Regions from separate parts of the Mus musculus genome. Here all the other regions are linked to region 1. The links are chromatin loops, found by intact Hi-C in ENCODE. Cell type or tissue: gastrocnemius. All regions are shown on one strand.

Region 1 (5,000 bases):
ATAATTGTATAAGTGTGGTCAGTTCCAAGAATTCAGTTTATGCAACTTAACTGCAGAGAGAACAAAATGAAAGAACTTTTTCAAGCTCTTTATTAAATATTTAAAAAGCTTATTATAGTATCTCTCCCACCTGGGCCGTGATTAAAGGCTCATTATTACTTAACAGTAAGTCCATTGTTTTTGCCTTAATAATTATGATGAAATTACTTAAAAAAAAAAATTTTAGAGCTATTGCCATCATGAAACTGATGGCTAGGAAAGGTGGCTAGCTTCGCCAAGGTCACAGAAGACTGACATCCATGCTGGCGAAGCACTCACACATGAAATGAGATGAATAAATTCTAAAAAGAATCATCTTAAAGAATGCTCCCAAGACTCATGGTGTTGGTGCTACGTGCCCTTCAGAGAAACAACCAGTAGAACACAAACACACAGAGTTGTTTCTAGGAACTAGCTCACTTGATGGTAGACGGTTGTTGAAGACAAGGCCAATGGAGAGGCTACCAGACGCTCAGGAGCAGCCGGCACAGGAATGAGCAGCCGGAGGGCACAGGCCAACTATGGGCAGAATTTTTTTGTCCTCGGCATAGAACAGGGTTGGGGTCAGTTCCCTCTCCTTTCCTAAGTCACAGTGCACTTCTAAGACGTGTGCTTTCAGGAACACGCCCTTTACCAAGCACCAGGTTCATGTGCTTGATTTGTTTCTTGGTGTTTGGGTTTGGGTTTTTTGTTGGTGGTTTGTTTTTGTTTTTTCCAGTTGTGTGTGTGGCTACCTGTTTATGTGGGCCCACGTGTGTTCAGATACACATGCTAGGGTGTGTGCACGTGGAATCCAACCTCTAGTACCATTTTTCGGGATTCAACCACTTTGCTGTTTGTGTGTATTTTGAATCAGTTCTCTCACTGGCCTGAAGCTTACAATATATGCTAGTCTTTCTGGCCAGTGAGCCCCAGGGATCTACCTGCCTCACCTCCTAAGTCCACACAAACTCATACCTTTTGTGTGTGTGTGTGTGTGTGTGTGTGTAGGTTCTAGGATTCAAACTCAGGTCCTTGCAAGGAAAACACTTCACAAGCTGGGCTGTCTCCCTAGCACAGATACATATAGACTTAAGGATAGAAAAGTTCTCTTTATTTGTTGTCCTTGAAGTCAGGCATATACTTTCACCCTGACCTAGTGAGGGTCATGACCTGCACAGCCCCACCCACAGTGGCCCGGTTTGTCTGGTGTATAGAGATCCTGCTCAGGGTGGTTTTATCTCCCCTCCTAGGCCTCAGGCCTCTGGGACTTGCTGGCAAATGTGGTTCTTCATTGATTCTTAGGGCTGTGTACTAAGCCTTTGCCTTCTGGGGACCCTGTCATCTATGTGTGGCCTGCAGACTACCAGGGTTCTCTGTGCCCAGCCTGCACCTTCATCTGGCTGCTCAGTCCCCTCTTGAGCTAAGCTGAACTTGGAGAAAGGCAGGCTGCTTTCTTCATGTCATTCAGCACTGACTCTAGTCCCAGACAGTCTGTTTTCCTGAACTTTCCTTCCAAGGAAGTGTGGGAGAAGGTTCTGGAAGGTGGCTACGTAAATACCACTTCAGCCAGTGAAGCCAGGACCCGTCCGGAAGTGTCTTGATTAATTTGTTTTCTGAACAGATCACAAACACTGGCTCTCCTCTGAAGTAATATTTGATGAGTTTCATAACAATCTTTTTACAGTAACAGACAAAACTGACTCATGGGGCAATAAAATTGGGCTCTCTCGCTTCCCTTGGCATAGGAAACCATTGCCAGAAGTCAATTTTTTTTAATTACCTCTCTTTTGGTGCTGTTTTTTAGCCAAGAAAATAATCAGAAAGAGAGCACTGTGGCAGTTGATGAGCAGAGGTAGTGGGTTTCTGTCCGTGGGCCGGGTGGGCCTCTGTCTGTGGGCTGTGTGGGCCTCTGGAGCAGGCTGTACAGCAGCCTGAGCTGACCTCAGCTGCCCTTTCTCAGAGCCAAAAAGAATGCCTTCTAAGCAAAGGGAACCCCTCTCTTGGGATTATAAATGACACCTTTCATTTGGTCATCTTTGATAGTTTCTGTGTTAAATGATTTTAATGTGGAAAACTCTGGGGTAAGCCAGCCAACTCCATGATGTCTCTGTGAAAACTTTTCAATCAGGAGACAAATTTGACTTGTCAAATTTGATATGTCAAAAAAAAAAAAAAAAAAAAAAAACCTACGAGAGGTACCTGGAGGGTAAGAGGACTGGCTGCTCCTCCAGAGGACCGGAGTTCGACTCCCAGCACTGTTAAGGTGGCTCCGAAGTGTCTATAACTCCAGTTCTAGGAAATTCAACATCTTCTGCAAGCTTCCACGGGCACTGCACATGCTGCACAGACATGTGTCAGACCAAACACCCACGCACCTAAAATGCAAGGCTTGAAAACAGCTGCAAAAGGAAGAACAAAAGAGAAGCAGCTCCATTAGGCAGCCCAAGACATGCTCTGAGATGTAAGTGTAAGACCTTTTCCTGCTGAGGAGTAGCTTGGCTCCCTCATCACATCAGCTGGCCCAGAGGGCTGCGTCCCTCCATGCAGCCAGCCCACTAGACTGCTGTTACAGCCCCTGTGTAAAAAACAAAACAAAACAAAACCAAAAAACAAAACAAAAAACAGCCAAAGCCACAGACAGGATCCACTGGCTAAACTTTTGGCTACATTGTATTGCTTCCTCTTTCAGCCACTCACTCACTCATTGATTCATTCATTCATTGATTCATTCATTCATTGATTCATTCATTCATTGCCGGCTTGGAGACTTGTGGGCCAGATGACCGGAAGCATAGAGAATTTATTAGTAAGCTACTTTTGTGCCTTGAACACGATTTTCCATTTTATCTTTGTTGTATCTTTGCTGTGGAAATGGCTCCACCCAGTGGTGTCCCCAAGGAATTACATGTCACATTCGTCATAATTTAACTGTCCCCGCTTTAGGCAGACAGACGTGAGTTACTAAATATTTCATAGCATTAAAGTAATTGATTTGTATGAAAATTTATTATCACCGAGATTCTCTCCCCCAACCCAAACTCCATTAGAGTCTTCGATAAACATCATGATGTCTCTCTTAACAGGGAAGAGTCAATATTGAGTTAAAGCAGCGGTTCTCAACCACTTTGGCAAACCTCTTATCTCCAAAAATACTTGCATCACAATTAATAACAGTAGAAAAATTACAGTTATGAAATAGCAACTAAAATAATTGTATGGTTGTGGGTCACCACAACATGAGGGGCTCCGTTAAAGTCATTAAAGTGTCGCAGCATCAAGAAGGTTGGGAGCCAAAGTTATAGGAAGAAAAGTCAAAGCCAGGTTTCTATCATTTAAACTGAAGTGTATTCACCTCCTAGAAGTGTGTGTGTGTGTGTGAGAGAGAGAGAGAGAGAGGGAGAGAGAGAGAGAGACTCTGAGATCTAATTTATTTTTACTAATCTATTCTTTGACAATTTGATACGTGTGTATAATGCATTCTGTTCACACTCATTCCTTCACTCTTTCTTACCCTCCTCCTATTCCACCAAGCCCCATCCCTCTTGTTTCTGTTTTGTGATCCACCAGCTCTAGTGACCGCCATTAGCTTGGGCTAGAGTGTGGAGAGTCCATTGAATTGTGGATAACGCAGAAGTGGCTACATCACTGAAGAAAATTATTTCCCCCCCCCCGCCCCCCACCGCAGTCATCCACCACCATTCACCCCCTGGGCGGAGGGGATCCTATGAAACTCTTTCCCATCTATGGCTGAATGTTTTGGGGGCTCAGACTTGTGCAGACAGCTCTAGCCATTGTGAGTTCATGAGCGTGGCAGCCATGTCATGCCCTCATGACAGCACCTTATGTCCCTCAGATCTTAAGTTCTTTCTCCTGCTTCCTCCACAATGTTCTCCAAGCTGTGGAGGAGACAATAAGGGGGGTTTGTGTAATGCTGAGCATGTATAGTGATTGGTTCTCAACCTTGTCACCAACCGCGAGTTTGTATTAGCAAATGCTCCCTGCAAAGATAAACTTCTTTGAACAAACTTGAGGATATTGCTAGACTACAGAGCAAGCATAACTATTAAGATGCAGCTTAACAAATAAGCTTAGCAAAATAAACCTAGAAGGCTCATCCCTAGAGCCAATGGCTCCCCTAGCCATGGGTCTTTGACCAGGCCCACACTGTTGGACACGAGCTCCCACCTACAAAGTGGGCCTTGTATCCAACTTTAAAACTCAGTTGGTTACCCTCATAACAGCTGTGATTTTCATCATTATTTTGTGGGTGTGAATGTTTGCTTACATGTATGTATCTGTACCGTGTGAGTGACTGATTCTTACAGAGATCAGAAGAAGCCATTGGATCTCCTGGAATTGTAGTTACAGATGGTTGTGTCATGTGAGATGTTGGGGACTGAATTCAGATCTTCTGCAAGACCAACAACTGCTCTTAACAACCACTGAGCCGTCTCTCCAGGTGTTCATCGAGCACTTTAAAGTTTTCATTGCAGGCATCTTTTGTTTCCTTGGTGTGGTGGTTTGAATGTGCTTGGCCCAGGAAGTGACACCACTGGGAGGTGTGGACTTGTTGGAGGAAGTGTATCATTGTGGGGGATGGGCTTTGAGATCCTCCTCCTAACCTCATGGGAATCAGTCTTCTCCTAGCAGCCTTCAGATGAAGGTGTAGAACTCTCAGCTCCTCCTGCACCATGCCTGCCTGGATGCTGCCATGCTCACACCTTGATGATAATAGACTGAACCTCTGAACCTGTAAGCCTGCCCCAATTAAATGTTGTTCTTATAAGAGTTGCCTTGGTCATGGTGTCTGTTCACAGCAGTAAAACCCTAAGACACTTAGATTTCTTCCCAGTTGGTGTGCTATCTGTGACTGTTAAGAAAGGAACTATTTCTTTCATTTTCCCCGAATTCACTTGTCATTGGTGTATAATAGAAAGGCTAGTGGTTTGTGTTGGTTAATTCTGTACCTGCCACTTTGT
Region 2 (5,000 bases), 580 kb before region 1:
GCTTCTCTTTGCTCCCCTGTCCCAGCGTGGAGCTAGGGTACAGATTTTGATGGCCTCTTATTAAGGTCCAGGGATCAGAACAGAAGGGAAGCAGAGAATGTGAACTTAGGGTCCAATCCTAAGCCCAACAGTGCAGCTCTCCTGAAGGGTCCTTTCGGCTGCCCTTGGGAAGCCATAGTCAGCTCCTCCCCACCCCCACCCCCCACCAAGGAATAACTGATTGACACGGGAAAGGAAGGAGTAGGTTTCCCTCCCTCAGAAAAGCAGGAGGCCCGTGAATCACCGCTCTGATTCAGCTCTGTGGAGCAATCTTCATTTCCAGACCAAGGCTCTACTTTGTCCCCAAGAGATGGATTTAATTAGAAGTTCCCTCCTCCCCACTGAGAACTGCTGAGAGCCTTCTTGATTTATTTTCATACAAGGCAGGGTGTATTTTGGTGTTTTTCCTAAAATAAAGTAAGAGTTGCTACAGGCAGCATTGATCTTCCAGAAGATGGTGGAGAGCTTCTCAGAGACAACAAAACAAAACAAAACAAAACAAAACCAAAAACAACCCACTCCAGCACCTTCTTGAAGCACCAGACCACTATTACCTCTGCAAACTTCAAAAAGGCAACCAAACTTTCCCTTCAAGGTGATGCGCTTTTGTTGGGATGGGCTCTGCCATGCCTCAATAACGCGTATCACCCAGATGTTTCTGGCCTAAACTACAGTGGGTTTGTTGGTTCCTCACTTCTAGTCCACACCCCACACAGATAGGCCAAGATCTGCTCTCATTGAGCTGTATTCAGAGCACTTTCTTTGAGAGCCCTGACTGGCTACTGTCTCGACTTGCAGGCCATGGTGGTACATGGAGTAGAGAGAACTCTAACCCTTGTCACTAATCAAATCTGTCCCAGAAGTGGCAAAAGTCACTTCTGTCTCCTCCCATTCACCAGAACTGGTCACTGGGTCTCACCCAATGACCCAGCAGGCAGGAAGTACAAGCCACCTTCCCTTGTAGCCTGGAGGAGTTGACAGTTATTGACAACAGCAACCACAGCATTCCAGATAAACATTTGTGGCTGAACAGAGCTTCCCCTCCCCCATCACATCTGTGTTCTCTTAGTCTCTTCTTGAAACCTTGGGGACAGCAAGGGTTTCTAGTAACAAGGACACATGCTATTATTCAATCTGTGACTGTCCTTGACATTATGTGCTTTGAGTTACTTCTATTTCCTGGGGATCTCTTTCTCTCTCTCTCTCTCTCTCTCTCTCTCTCTCTCTCTCTCTCTCTCTCTGTGTGTGTGTGTGTGTGTGTGTGTGTCTGTCTATCTGTCTGTCTGTCTGTCCCCATCTAACTTTGAGGATATTCTGAAAAGTGAAGACTAGACTCACACCAGAGCTCTCTGCTGCCTCTGGGGAAAAGGTGCCTTCACCTTAGAGTTGGTCCTGGGTGCACATTTTGTTTCTTTCTCAAATATTCATGTATTTTTATTTCAGATTCCCAGCATTTCTGTCAAAGGCTCATGTCCTCCTCTCCTCCTGTCTTGAACTTTTAACTCCAGAGCCTCTGAGGCCAAATAAGTATCACACCCATGGCTAGAGTTAATGTTAGAGTTAGGAAGAGTTCAGCTCCTGGGTATGTTTTTTTTTTTTTTTGTGGTTTATGATTGCTATTCATATCATAGGGTGTTAGTAACCACAGAGACAAGACACTGTAGAGCCATATAATGTGAGCACACATAGACACACACACACACATACATACACACACACACATGCACACACACTTATACACACATATACACACACATATACACATACACACACACCTATACACACACATATACACACACATACACACATACATACACAGACACGCATATACAGCCACATACACACACATATACACACATACACAGACACATACACACAGACACATACATATACAAATATACACACACACACACACCAATATATACAAATACACACACACACAGAGCACAATTATAACTAATTCTTTATGTTTGAAGGTATGTATTTATCAGAGTTAAATTTCCCACAGTGAGATAGCTCACCATGAGAAAAAACAATTACAGTTACTGAAAATCATTTTTCTTAGACCCATTTAAAGAAGCACAGGGATGTCTTTGCAGCAGAAAATACAGTGGATACAGGAGACAGGGTATGCAAAGCCCTGAAAGCAAGCCATGTGGCATAGGAGGGCAGGAGATTTTAAATACTCTTAGGTCAGGCTAACTTGTTCTAGGCTAAGAACAGAATCCAAACATGGCTAAACCAGAATACTCAGACCTCTTTACAAAACGTATGTGGATAACATTATTTTTTGGAGAGATTATGGGAAGTGACTTTCTTGTTAATACAATTATTTGGGATTACGGCTCAATCCTGGCATTACCAGTGAGATTTTGAGATACCGGGAGGAGAGTTTTTGCTGTGTGTGTTACAGCCCCAGTTCACAGATCAGCACGAAGGCTCTTCCACAGAGAAGAAAAAGTGGTCAAAGTTTGTAAGACTGACCCTAAACTGAGCACAATTCGCCCTTTACAGAGGGGGGATTTTTTTTTCTTTTTGTCTTTTGTTTTCCTCTGTGCCACAAGGTGGCGGTGATCACATTCTCAAACAACCATCTGCCTCAGCTAAAATGAAGCCATGAAGTGGCAAAGTTTGATGTAATCTGCATCAGGAATGGAACCAGTATGTTCACAGTGGAAGGCCGGCACGGTTGCTATGGGAACGTCTCTCTCAATCAGCTTCCTTAACCCCTCAGGAGATAAATGGAAATGACCAATAGCCTTGTGGAAGGACTTCCTGCCATGAGGTTCTGCCTGTCCTCCACAGTGGGACCTCTGCCTGAGACCACAGAATGGGTTCTCCTTCTCTGCTACCGTCCTGTAGTTGTATCAGGGGTAGATAAGAAGCAGCCTTTGGCATTTATGGTTGGACACACAATGTGCTACTAGAGGAAGAGCTGTTTAAAAGATTCATAAGGACTGTACTGAGAGAGCAAGGAGTCACAGAGTCCCACACACTAACTTAAGGCCACTTATCTTTTTGTACCTAGAAGGACAACTCCCCTGGGTGTCACAGAGTGCACCTGAATGGTTATATCAGTACCTCTTAAAATGTAGGTGTGACATCTCTGCATCCTCGGGACAAGCGGAGGCATGCTGGTGACTTCATAGCCATCTTTTCAGACTCTATTGATATTTTCTAAATTCTGAGGGGAGAAAGACATTTCTAAATAAGGATCCATGTTCCCTCTCTCCAGGCTTAGCCAAGTTGGATTATCCTGTGTAAATTATTCAGGGACCCCCCCCCCCCACACACACACACACACACACGCACACACGTACACACTTAGCTACAAGGTCTGAATCCACATCTCTCCCCTGAAAGGGTTGGGTCAGGCACTTGGCAGCAGAATGGCAGTAAGCATCAGCTGGCATGCCAGCTTCACCTCAGGTCCCCATGTGGTACCCGTGAGGAGGGAAGGCTGCTTCTCCACCAGCCCAGTTGCCAGCTTCTTTTGTAGTCTCATGGGAAACACGAGAATGCGGTTGATGAAGGTTCCATCTGAGGTTTTATCTGGATCCCTGGGTAAAAGCGTAGTTACCCATATCTCTAATTTTAAACGAGATGTTTTTGAGGCGTTGCTATGTAGCCTAGGTTGGCTTCAAGATGATAATCCTCCTGCCTCACCCTTCTAAGTACTGAGATAACTGACGTACACTATCATATCCTGACTATCGAGGCCTTCATGGAGTAAAAATGTTTACTGCTCTTCCTCGCCAGGAACCATGAACTGTGTTTATTCTCTGACTGTTGAATACTCCATAGCTGATAAACAGCGGGCACCCTCCTCACACACAGAGGGAAGGAGATTCTAACACTTGGTCTTGATGTCAATATGACACTCCTTGAAGACTTTTCTAGTCTCTTTGGTTTGCTCCTTACAGGGCATGACCCACAGAGGTCACGGCCATTCCCATTTTACAGATGGGGAGACTGAGGCAGTGACAAAGCAAGAGGGTTGTCTGCCCCTGTGCTGAGCTTCAGTCTCCATTTACTTCCCTGGGAATGCTTGCGTGGCATGTAACTTGCAACTGGCACTGGCGTAGCTTTGCCCTTTCTTTTACTGATCTTCTTTAGTATTGGGTGTACAGTGCTTAAATGAGTTGATAGGAGCACTGAACAGTGATAATGGGGTGTGGTAGATACCTAAGTGTTCAATGAATGAATGGGACAGAAATGCCTTTGCTCCCGGTCTCCCTGAGCTGTTGCAGCATGGTTGTGGTTTCCACAACAGTATGTTCAGAGCAGAGCAAGAGGTTTCTGGGTAGTAGTGACAGCTCCCACGGGACTGTGTCCTTTCCCAGAACGATATGTTCTGTTGGCTGGAACAGCCCTTATGGTACCGATGACTACATAGGTACCTATAGATGTATAGGCCTGGTGGAGCCTATCGAGGGGAAGTAGTAAGCATTGTCCTCCACGCGCTGGGCATCTTAAATAGGAGGCACGAGGTGGCAGTGCCCACAGTAGGAGTCTACTAGGCCCCACTGGGATTTCCGCGCAGACCTTGGCTTCTGATGGAGATACTTAAGGAGCCTGTCTCTCATTTCCTTCCTTTCAGTCAGACTCAGGGACTTTGTTAGTCAAGAGTGAGAGATGACGTGTCTCAGGCAGAATGGAGGGTGTCAGGCCTGAGAGGTCCCCTTTTCAGTTATCTGAGGTGGAAAGCAATCTATTTCCTTCTGAATTTTCCACAGCAGCAGGCTCGTTAGGCCCGGGTCTGTCAGAATAGGTTCCTGCTTCATCTATAGAGGTGGTTGATAATGCCCAGTTCGGTCTAGACAGGGTGTGAGACGGGGAGTGGCTTCTCAGATAAGCCATGGAGGGCTGCTCTTGGGTCTTCTGGGTATTAGCGGTTGTTTTTACAATACAACTGTGAAAACAGAGTGATCCCCTTTGCTCCCTCAGCAGAGCCCGCTCCT
Region 3 (5,000 bases), 630 kb before region 1:
CTCACTGCAATGAACATTTGCAAGTAAAACTGGGCGTTACGTTAGTGACACACTGCAAGAAACCAGACTCCATGGGGGAGATTTACTTTATTTTTTATTTTTGTTTTCTTTTGTGGGGTAGGCTGCAAGGGCAGAGGGCAGATATGGAGGGTTGGGGAGATGAGGGGGGTTGGGGGACACGGTGAGAAATTCACAAAGAATCAACAAAAAGTTAAAAACAAACAAACCCAGAAAAACAAAAACAAAATTACAGTGGATGCATGACATGACAGTCTACCATGACATGACACTGTAACATGTCACATGCTTATTTTGGTACACATATTCTTTATTTTTTTTGAATAATTAACAAGTCAGATTTATATAACCAATACATTCTCAATTCACAAGATTCCCACACAATAATTTCAGAGCCAATTGAAAATGATACAAGCTGCCCACCTAGATCAAATTATTCCAATTATTCTATCCCTATATGATATTCATAACCACCTGTGGCTGTTTGAAACCGCGAGGGATTGGGATCTTCTTCCTGTCCACCCGCTTTCATCTTGGCTGGTACAAATACTCTTGGAAAAAATTCTTTCCCTCTCTCTTTTAGTCTATGTGTTGTCTATGTGTTTAAAAAGATTTATTTATTTTTAATTGTGCATAGGCGTCTGGGTGGAGGTGTGGGCAAGTGAGTGTAGTTGCCGTTGGAGGACAGAAGAGGGCGCCAGATCCCCGGTCACTACAGTTGCAGGCAGTTGTGGCCAGCTGATGTAAATGCTGGGAATTGAGGTTGGATCCTGTGTTCTTAACTGGCGAGGCGTCTGTGTACGTGTTTAATTAGGTTACAACACTTAACTAACACTGGACAACGATGCCCAACTCATGATGGCAACTTGTGGTTGGCACAATTAAACTCATTGCTGTTTTTAAAGCAACTCCTGGGTTTATTTTATTTTTCTCTTCTGTTTGTGGTGCTGGGGATTGGGCTAAGAGCATGGTACTTGCTAGGTGTAAGTTCTGTGGTTGAACTGCATGCATGCATTCTTGCCCCCTCTGCTGTTAAGCTGTATGCATTGCATCCCTGCTTCCTCTGCTGTTGAGCAGCATGCATGCACTCCTGCCCCCTCTGCTGTTGAATCGAATGCATTGCATTCTGGCCCCCTTTTCCGGTGACATTTAACTGATTCATTTAAGATCACAGAAGTCTCAGAGGCCAATTAATGTGCAAATTTGTAGCTCCAAGGAATTCAGATCTTTAGAGGATTTTGAAATTCAGGAGGAATGTTGTTAAGACCCATAACATAAAACAAAAATGACAAAAGAAACATGCTGAGCTGTCCGCCACGATGAGCACCTGGAGGAAACACATACTGACTGTGCCACTATTCAATGTATAACTGGCATTAAGGTGACAGGGACTGTAGACTGTCTCCGTATTCTTGTGCTATCTGTGAAAGAAAACTAAACAGGAAGGTAGGACTGTGTTGTGGTTTCTGCTGGGGTTTTGAAGGAGAGACAGGTTGTCCTTTTCAGGTAGAAGGTCTCTGATAACTGACCACAGAGGGCTGGTGCTGAGGAAGAGTGTCAACCCCAAGAGACAAAGCAAGGTGTCCTCTCTTTAAGGTCCCTTCTGGGGAGGAAGGGAGAATGGAAGTCTTGCATCCCGAGGAAATGGAAACTTAGTTAGTGTGTGACCTGTGTGCTCTGAGGTATAAATCATACCATGTGTCAGGGGTCACACAGATAGGGAAGTAAGGCTGGATAATTAATATGTGACTGGAGTCAGACTACCTTGAACCCCAGCGTGGATGGGGGTGGGATGTTCTTACCTTCCTAGGGCGTGGTTCCCTGGATGGCCCACGCTTTCTCAGACTTACCTTAGTTAGGGTGGTCAGGGTGTTATTGAGCTCGGAGGGGGATGTGAGCGCCCGTCTCGCCAGCAAGAACGACGCCACAATAGGATCCTTCTGCACACGTTTATTGGGAGAGCATTGATTGCATAAGCGAAAGACCCTGAGCCCAGAAATGGTGCTGCTTATATAGGCCTAGGAGTGACGTGTCCATACCTGATTGGTTATGCTACCAGTACCTCATTAATATGTGTCGGGCCAGGCAGTGACTCGGCAAAAACCTCTTATGCACATGCGCACATTGGTTGTTTACCCATAATCATGGGCAGTGGCCAGTGGTAGCCAGCGCCACTCTGCAACGGCACATGTGGCTTCCCCCAGGGGGAGGGGTAACAACCTGTGCCCCAAACCACATTTAGCCACCCAGTTCCAGTAAGTCAGTTAAAAAGAGTCACATTGTTAGAGTTAATAACCAAAAGCAGAATAAGGGTTGTCATTAAGTGTGGCCATATTGGAAAGAGGGACAAAGGTCCAGCAGATTCCTCAAGCCCGTCCTCAGGGTGCAGAAGTGAGATCAAAGTTTAAATAAAGGGCAGAGGATGTGTGCACTTAAGCAGTGTCAATCAAAGTGAGGTCCCGCCCACCACTGACTCGGAGCCCGGGCTTCAGTCTCCTGAGGTAGTTTGACAAGATGTTAGAACTGTGTGAATTCTCTTCTGGGAGTCAAGTGAGGTGTGTCTCTTTCCCTGCGTGGGGCTCCAGAGAAATTCCCACTGCTTTGGGCTCCATTGTTTCAGTAGTCTGACAGACCGAGAGACAAGTGTTCTTTGGAATGTCTTCATTTCCTCCGGTTACAGTGACATCGGCTATATCCAAGGAAGTCCACTGTGGGCCCAGGGTGTGTCTGGGGAAGGTTTGAGGCAGAGGACATGTGCCTGATGTGTCAGATGAGCTAGCAGCCCATGCGACCTGACACAGTGAGCCAGGTGGGGATGGGGTGGAAAGCTACCACGACCAGATCCCAGTTTGTTACTATGTGAGAGCATGTGAGAACAGGAAACAAACTATCCATGCCCAGGACCTGCCCTCAAACTTCTTTGTTCAGAGAACTAATTAATAATTCCTCAAAAAGTTAAATATGGAACAATCATATGGCCTAATAACTCCGTTTTTGATCTAAATCCCCAAAATGCAGGAGGCAGAATCCCCAAAGGAGCATTTGCATGTGTTCATAGTAGCAGTACTTATAGCAACCACGAGGTGGCAGCAAATCATGCCAATTGGCAAACCATGTTACTTAGTATCCAGGGTTGGGTTCCTGCGGTTTAAGAAGGAACAGGACCGTGGTCAATTTGACTATATCAGGAATGAACTACAATACGGAAATGGAGGGCACACCTGTGATCCGGATCTTGAAGCAGAAAGACAACATGCCTTTAATCTGCATCTTGAGGCTGAGGACAGGGGTTTTTCATCCAGCGCTTGAGGTGGGATGACACAGCCTTTACTTCAGATCTTGAGGCACACAATCCAGGCCATACCTTCTGCTGGAGACCTACATAAGGACAATGGAAGAAGGAAGGAAGGTACGGATCTGGAATAGGCATCTAAAGGTTTCTAAGTGTGCTCTTGAAGAGAATCTCCTTGCCAGTAGCCCTAGAGCTCAAGTTGTGGAAGATCAAACAGAAGCCCTCAAAAAGATGGCTGAATTACTACAAAAATCAAGTCTGAGCCTCAGAGGGTGTCAGCAGCAGTTAAAGTAAGGTCATTAATTGGCAAAGACTGGGATCCTATAACTTGGAATGGGAATGTGTGGAAGGACCCTATTGAAGCTGAGAACTTTGAACTCTCAGATCCTCAAGGGTCTACCTCACCTGAGGATGCAATACTTTCAGTCCCACCCCTTGAAATATTGCCCTTTTCACCTGAGGAAATTAATCCTTTATTATTAGATAAACCAGCAGTGACTTTCTCTGAAGAGAATGCCAGGCAAGACAATATTGATGTTCCTCAAGGCTCACCAATCATTGCCTCTAGACCTATAGACTAGACTATAGACTATAGACTCAAGGTAAGGCAGGCCCCTAGAGGGGAGGTAGAAAGTGTAGTCCATGAGGAAATGTGTTACACTCCTAAAGAGCTTAATGAGTTTGCTAATCCATTTAAGCAGAAGTCTGGGGAATATGTGTGGGAATAGATTTTAAGGGTGTGGGATAGTGGTGGAAGGAACATAAAACTAGATCAGGCTGAGTTTATTGACATGGGCCCTAGGTTTAGTATGGAAGCTTGCACAGTTAAGAAAGGTCTCAAAAGTTTGAGTGGTTGGCTGAAACGTTTATCAAAAGAGAGGTTACCGAAAAGGAGATGGAGATGCCTGGCATCCCTTGGCCTAGTGTTGAGGAAGGGGTTTTAAGGCTCATGGAAGTTGCAGTGCTAGAGTGGATACGTTGTATAAAACCTAATCTTCCACATTGGAAGGCCCAGAAGATGATATGCCCTTCACAAATCCTGTAAGACGCTAACTGGTGAGAGGGGCACCAGCACATTTGAAGAGTTTTGTTCTTGCCCCTTATTTTATGCCAGACCTTAGCATTGGAGCCGCTGCTGCTCAGTTGGATGAATTAAATGCAGCAGGTTTAATTGGGCCCCGAGGTAGCAAGGGCCAGGTGGCAGCATTGAATTGCCAGAGACAAGGTGATCGTAGTTATTATAATGGGCAGCGTAGACAAAGTGGATTTTATAATGGCATGCCTTGTACAGACCTTTGGTACAGATGGCTAATTACTCATGGTGTTTCCAGGCATGAAATAGATAGGAAGCCTACTGCATTTCTGTTTGATCCGTATAAGCAGAAACATTCTCAAAAGAGGAAAAGAAAAAAAAAAAAAAAGAAAGAAAGAAAAAGGCTACCTTGGATCGCCACACAAAGCAATCTCAGCCAGTGAGTCAATTTCCATATTTGAGCCAGTTTGCAGACCCACAACCCCTTGAATGAAGGGGTGGCCAGGTTCCCTTGAGGAAGAACCTTGGTAAGACACCTAATGGTTTTGTTGTTAGCCTTTCTCCAGTTCTTCCCCAAAGGACCTATGGCCTTTTACAAGGGTTACAGTACACTGAGGGGAGAGGAAGCCGTGAAACTTTCGGGGGTCTATTGCATAC
Region 4 (5,000 bases), 610 kb before region 1:
GCCCAGGTGTATGGCCCACTCTGTAGTCCCAGTACTCTAGAGGATCAAACAGTTCATGACCAGTCTCACCTACATGGAAGCTAGCCTGGGCTATGTGAGACCTTGTCTCCAAATAATAAATAACTTAAATTCTAAAAATTCAAATTCCACAAACTCTTTCTCAACTAACTGGGGCCCTAGGTCTCATACCAGCCGTGATCTTCATTTTTAACGAAGGTCATTCATTTAAAGTCATTAAGCTCCTTTGTGTTTCCAACCTAGAGATGTTATACCTGTTACTGCCTGAGGGAGTTATATATTTAAATATTTCACTCCCACTCGACTTTCCATATATATTTTCCCTTCAACTAAAATAAATAAAAATTTATCTTAAGCAAGAAATGCATGGTTTGACATAATGACATAATACATCCCCAAATGGTGTAAAATAAATTTAATAATTTGCCTCCTTTTTAGTTTTTGAGACAGGGTCTCATGTAGCTCAGGATGACCTCAACTTTGCTATGTAGCCAAGGATGGCCCTGACCTTATGATCCTCCTGCCTCCACCTCTCCAGGGTGGGGATTATAGGCATACACTACAACTTTCAGTCTACTTGATTTTAGGGATCAAATCCAGGGCTTCATGCATGCTTGGCGAGTAGTCTCTTAGATGAGCTGCGCTCCTAACCCCCATTTTTCTTCTTTTAAGCTAGGCATGTGGGCGCATGCACGTAACTCTTTTCATTTGCAAGGAGAGGCTGGAGAATTACAAGCTTAAGGTAACCTAGGCTACATGATAGTTCTCAAAATACGCACAGGGTTCTTTAAAAATAGTGGGCAATAATTGGCAGCGAAACCTCGTGGACTATCCAAATAAGGCTGGTTATTAATCTAGAGATGAGTATCATCTCTACCCATTCTCCCGCCCCCTGTCATCTTGAGTCCAGGTAGTGTTGCTTATACAACATGTGTTTAGAGCTTACCACTCAGGCCTGGGTAACCAACCTATTAGGAGGCTTGTTCCTCCTCCTGCAGCCATTGATCATCTTCAGCTTTTCACCTAGGGGCGGGGCCCTGTGAAATCCCCCCACCTATGCTCATGGTCAGTGTTGAGGTCTTGTTAGGATGACCATACTGTTGTCATTTCGTGGACACAGCATTCCTGCCCTGTCTGGAAGAAAGGACCTCACAGCAGGCTTCCTGGACCTTGGGCTCTTGCAGTCTCTCCCTCTTCTCTTGCTTGCTATTCTTTAAGCTTCCGGTTTAGGGTTGTGCTGTAGATGGACCGAATGGGGTTGGTCACCCAGAGTTCGCTCCGTCTCAGCCTTTAACCAGCTGGGCATCTCTGCTGTAGTCTCCATCTGGTGCAAAAAGAAGCATCTTCGATGAGGAATGAGAGGCAGACTTAAGTGTGAGTGTAAGTACTTAGAACACAGTTTGAAGCTGCATCCATGACTGGCAAGATGGCTCAGTGGGTAAGAGCGCTTGCTGACTGCTTCTTCCTGAGTTCAAATCCCAGCAACCACCTAAATGAGATCTGACACCCTCTTCTGGTGCGTCTAAGTCAGCTACATGTACTTATGTATAATAATAAATAAATCTTTGAACTGGAGCAAGCAGAGATCCTAAAAATTCAATTCCCAACAACCACATGAAGACTCACAACCATCTGTACAGCTACAGTGTATCACATACATTAAATAAATAAATCTGAAGAAGAAGAAGAAGAAGAAGAAGAAGAAGAAGAAGAAGAAGAAGAAGAAGAAGAAGAAGAAGAAGAAGAAGCAGCTGCAGCCATCTAGAAAAACAGCTTACAGCACCAGGCAAGGGTTCCCTCTTGTTGAGTAGGCTTTAAGTCTTATGAGACGGCAGTTGGTATATTAATGCCACAATCACACCGTTTGGGAGTATCTTGCCATGCCGGTCACGGTCATTGCTATCATGACTTGCAAAAACCCAAATCATAGTCCTGAATAGTCTCTTAAATGCTCCAGGATGTACGTTCTCTGCATCAAACAAAACAAAACAAACCAAAACAAGCTTCCCTCAAACTTCCCCCAAATCTAAAAGAAATGAGCAGCAATTCCCACATGAACCATACAGAAGCTGCGCCTTTCCGTCCTTAGGGAAAAGGTGAGTGCAGAGACTGAGGTGCCGCGCCGTCCTCCTCTGCATGGCCGGTAGAGGGAGCAGCTCACCAACCCTTGATTTCTGGCCCTGATGCTAAGTGGATAGAAGACTCACCCCTCAAACGTCCCAGAACACAGACTTCTAGAGACAAAATAGTCTAGGACTATGATTTGGGTTTTTGCAAGTCATGATTTTCCGTTAAGTTATTCACAGAGTTCTAGAATTACCTTATTATAGTTGGACAGTGTTTGAGGGCGCAGCCTAAACATTGTCCTTCCGTTTCGCCTCCCTTAGAAAAAGTCATTTGAGCATTTCATCCCAAGTCCACAAAAATCTGGCCTGGGTGCTTACCCCAACAATTGGGTTAGATTCTCAGGGTCCAAGATCACTTGTGCAAGGTTGGGTTGAACTTTTTTTTCTCTTTCCTAATCCTTGAGCCTTTGATGTGGCGGTGGAGTGGGAACTGGGCCGAGTTCTTCCTCCCTGACTCATCAGCTCCCAGCTTGGGTGTCTCCAGCGTACTCCATGCTGCGTCTCTTGCTGACTTTGTTGGGACAGCACCTATCTTATGCTATCCCAGTTCACTCTCCCACCTTACTCTTCACTGGCAACCCGGCTATGACCAAATCGCCGCCGCTCGCTCTGCCTCATCTCAGGGCCATTTGCTTATTCTCTCTCCAGTCTGTCATGCACTTCCGGTTCCAGTCACAGGCTTATGCAGGGCTGCATTGCTTCTTTCTTGGAAATCCACGCTTTAGTGCGTCCCAGCCCCTCTTTGCAAGCACTTCTAGCAGTCTTGTGGTACCTCTTCTATTTTCCCTGTCTTTTAAAAATATTTATTTTAATTTAATGTGTGTGAATGTTTGGCTGTATGTTTATATGTACACCACATGCATGGAATATCCAAGGAGGCCAGGAGAGGGTGTTGGGTCCCCTGGAGCTGTAGTTACAGGCAGCTGTGAGCCAGTCAGCGTGAGGGTTGGGATCAAAGTCACGCACCACCACACGTGGGCTTCTTTTTCAATTATTATTATTATTTTTTAATCACCCACTAGTCTGGTTAGTGCTGTTTATACATTCATGAATGTAGAACTATACACTGGACCATTGGAAACCTATCGGTAGCCATAAAGGATCTTTTTCCCTCTTCAAGAAACTTCTGTTGCCAAACTCACTAAGAGCTCAGCTTCACTAAGGGGTGGGGTCTCACTAAGGGGTGGGGTCTCACTAAGGGGTGGGATCCATTAAGGGGTGGGGCTTCAGGAAAAGGTAGGACCTTAGCAAAAGGTGGGGCCCAGAGACCATCTGCTCCATCTGTGCTTGAGATTTTTTTTTTCTGGCTTGATCTTGTATAGGTCTTATGCAGGAAGCCACAGTTACTGTGAGCTCATGATTTTGATAGCCCTATTGTGTCCTGAAGACAATATTCCATGACACTCGTCTCATCCTCTGGATCTTACATTCTTTCTGCCTTCGCCTCTGTGACGGTTTGTGAACCTCAGTCGGGGAGGAGTTTGATCCCACTCAGGGCTGAGTTCTCTATCTCTAGATCCAGTACTACGACCAGTTATGTGTCTCTGCGTTGACTGCTGCCCACTGCAAACAGAAGCAAGATTCTGTGACCAAGAATAGAGCAGCTCAGATCTGTGGGTATAAACATAAGTATTTAGTAGGAAATCTGACAGCATGACCATCAGGCAGAATAACAATAGCTGGCTCCACCCTAGGCTCTTTGACTTCCTCAGTTTTTGACTGGTATTATAGTATTAGGCATGACATTGCCTCCCGTGGATGGGCCTCAAATCTAATCAGAAACTGGATAGTTACCCCATAACATCTGCACTATCATGCATGACTATCATGGCAGTGGGCACCTGTTTCTCTGCATGTCCATATTGTAGCATTTAAGGTCCATGCTGGCCCATTTCCGTCTTTTTGTCCCCAGCAGCTTACATAACTGTACCTTACACGGTGGTGGTTTGAATAAGGATGGTCCTGTAGGCTCATATATTTGAATTCTCGGTCCCAGTTGTTGAAACTCTTTGGGAAGGATTAGGAGGCGTGGCCTTGTTGGAGGAGGTGTTCACTGTGGATGGGCTTTTACGTTTCAAAGGTTCATATCATTCCTGATTAGCTTTTCTTGTTTTTGTGCGTGTAGATGAGAAGTGAGTGTTCAGCTGCTGCTCTGGCACGAATCTACCTGCCTGTCTGCTGCCATGCTTCTCACCATAGTGGTCAGGGACCATGAGCCCCAAATAAACTGTCTCTCTCTTTTTTTTTTACAAGAAGCCTTACTCATAGTATTTTGTCTCAGCAACAGAAACATGACTAAGACAGCACCACAAGAGCTGCCTAACAGTGAGAAAGATTTCCAGTTAATTTGAGATTTGAGAGTCTTCCCTATGAGATGACAGTGCAGGGCTCAGAGGACCCAGAACAACACAGTGTTGCCAGTGCTCTGGGTTGCCCCTGATAGTGGCATATCCCTATTGCTGAAGACACCACATACTTTGGATGCAGGACAAAGAAATCTATCTTTTTAACTTTTTAATGTTTTTCTGCATATATCAGACAAGATCTTCGCCAAAACCCAAAAATACCTTGCAGGATTCTCAGCTGTCAAAAATACTATTTCCTTGAATGAACCGCTTTTATTTGTTCATACAAAGTTTTTCAATGGAGGTTACTAATTTTTTAAAAAATATTGTGACCTGTAAAATCTGTTGGTATGAAGGATATTCTATTTATTTAGTTATTCAAAAATTGGCAAACATTCTGCTTCTATATTTATGGGGTGTTTCTAGAGTTAGAAAAAATATTAACCAGCATTATTGTCATAGCATAACACACCATCTAATGCATACACACAACACACACACACACATATAC

What was found. A loop is a pair of places that touch in the nucleus more often than their neighbours do. Peaks named below come from ENCODE experiments on the same cell type or tissue, not always from the same donor. Only the 100,000 strongest peaks of a DNase experiment are listed, where the experiment ranks them.
Region 2: it touches region 1 in a loop (6-fold over the local background); 27 of 42 quality-filtered maps call a loop at or near these places.
Region 3: a loop joins it to region 1, with 7 times the contacts of the local background. A loop is called at or near these places in 21 of 42 quality-filtered maps.
Region 4: it touches region 1 in a loop (9-fold over the local background); 26 of 42 quality-filtered maps call a loop at or near these places.

Annotation. Positions count from the first base shown.
Region 1 is chr13:60,465,495-60,470,494 of GRCm38, forward strand. No RefSeq gene overlaps it. Among named protein-coding and RNA genes, the nearest start is that of Gm35333, 33 kb to the left of the region's middle. In gastrocnemius, a CTCF peak has its summit at 2,900 (motif pointing left); a DNase peak (open chromatin) is centred at 2,891; H3K27ac peaks cover 1,747 bases.
Region 2 is chr13:59,887,181-59,892,180 of GRCm38, forward strand. No RefSeq gene overlaps it. Among named protein-coding and RNA genes, the nearest start is that of Gm19866, 26 kb to the right of the region's middle. In gastrocnemius, a CTCF peak has its summit at 2,601 (motif pointing right); DNase peaks (open chromatin) are centred at 2,705 and 3,446; H3K27ac peaks cover 665 bases.
Region 3 is chr13:59,839,892-59,844,891 of GRCm38, forward strand. No RefSeq gene overlaps it. Among named protein-coding and RNA genes, the nearest start is that of Tut7, 19 kb to the left of the region's middle. In gastrocnemius, CTCF peaks have their summits at 1,103 and 3,099 (motif pointing right); DNase peaks (open chromatin) are centred at 733, 1,073 and 3,101; H3K4me3 peaks cover 593 bases; H3K27ac peaks cover 440 bases.
Region 4 is chr13:59,854,323-59,859,322 of GRCm38, forward strand. No RefSeq gene overlaps it. Among named protein-coding and RNA genes, the nearest start is that of Tut7, 34 kb to the left of the region's middle. In gastrocnemius, a CTCF peak has its summit at 2,147 (motif pointing right); a DNase peak (open chromatin) is centred at 2,169; H3K27ac peaks cover 282 bases.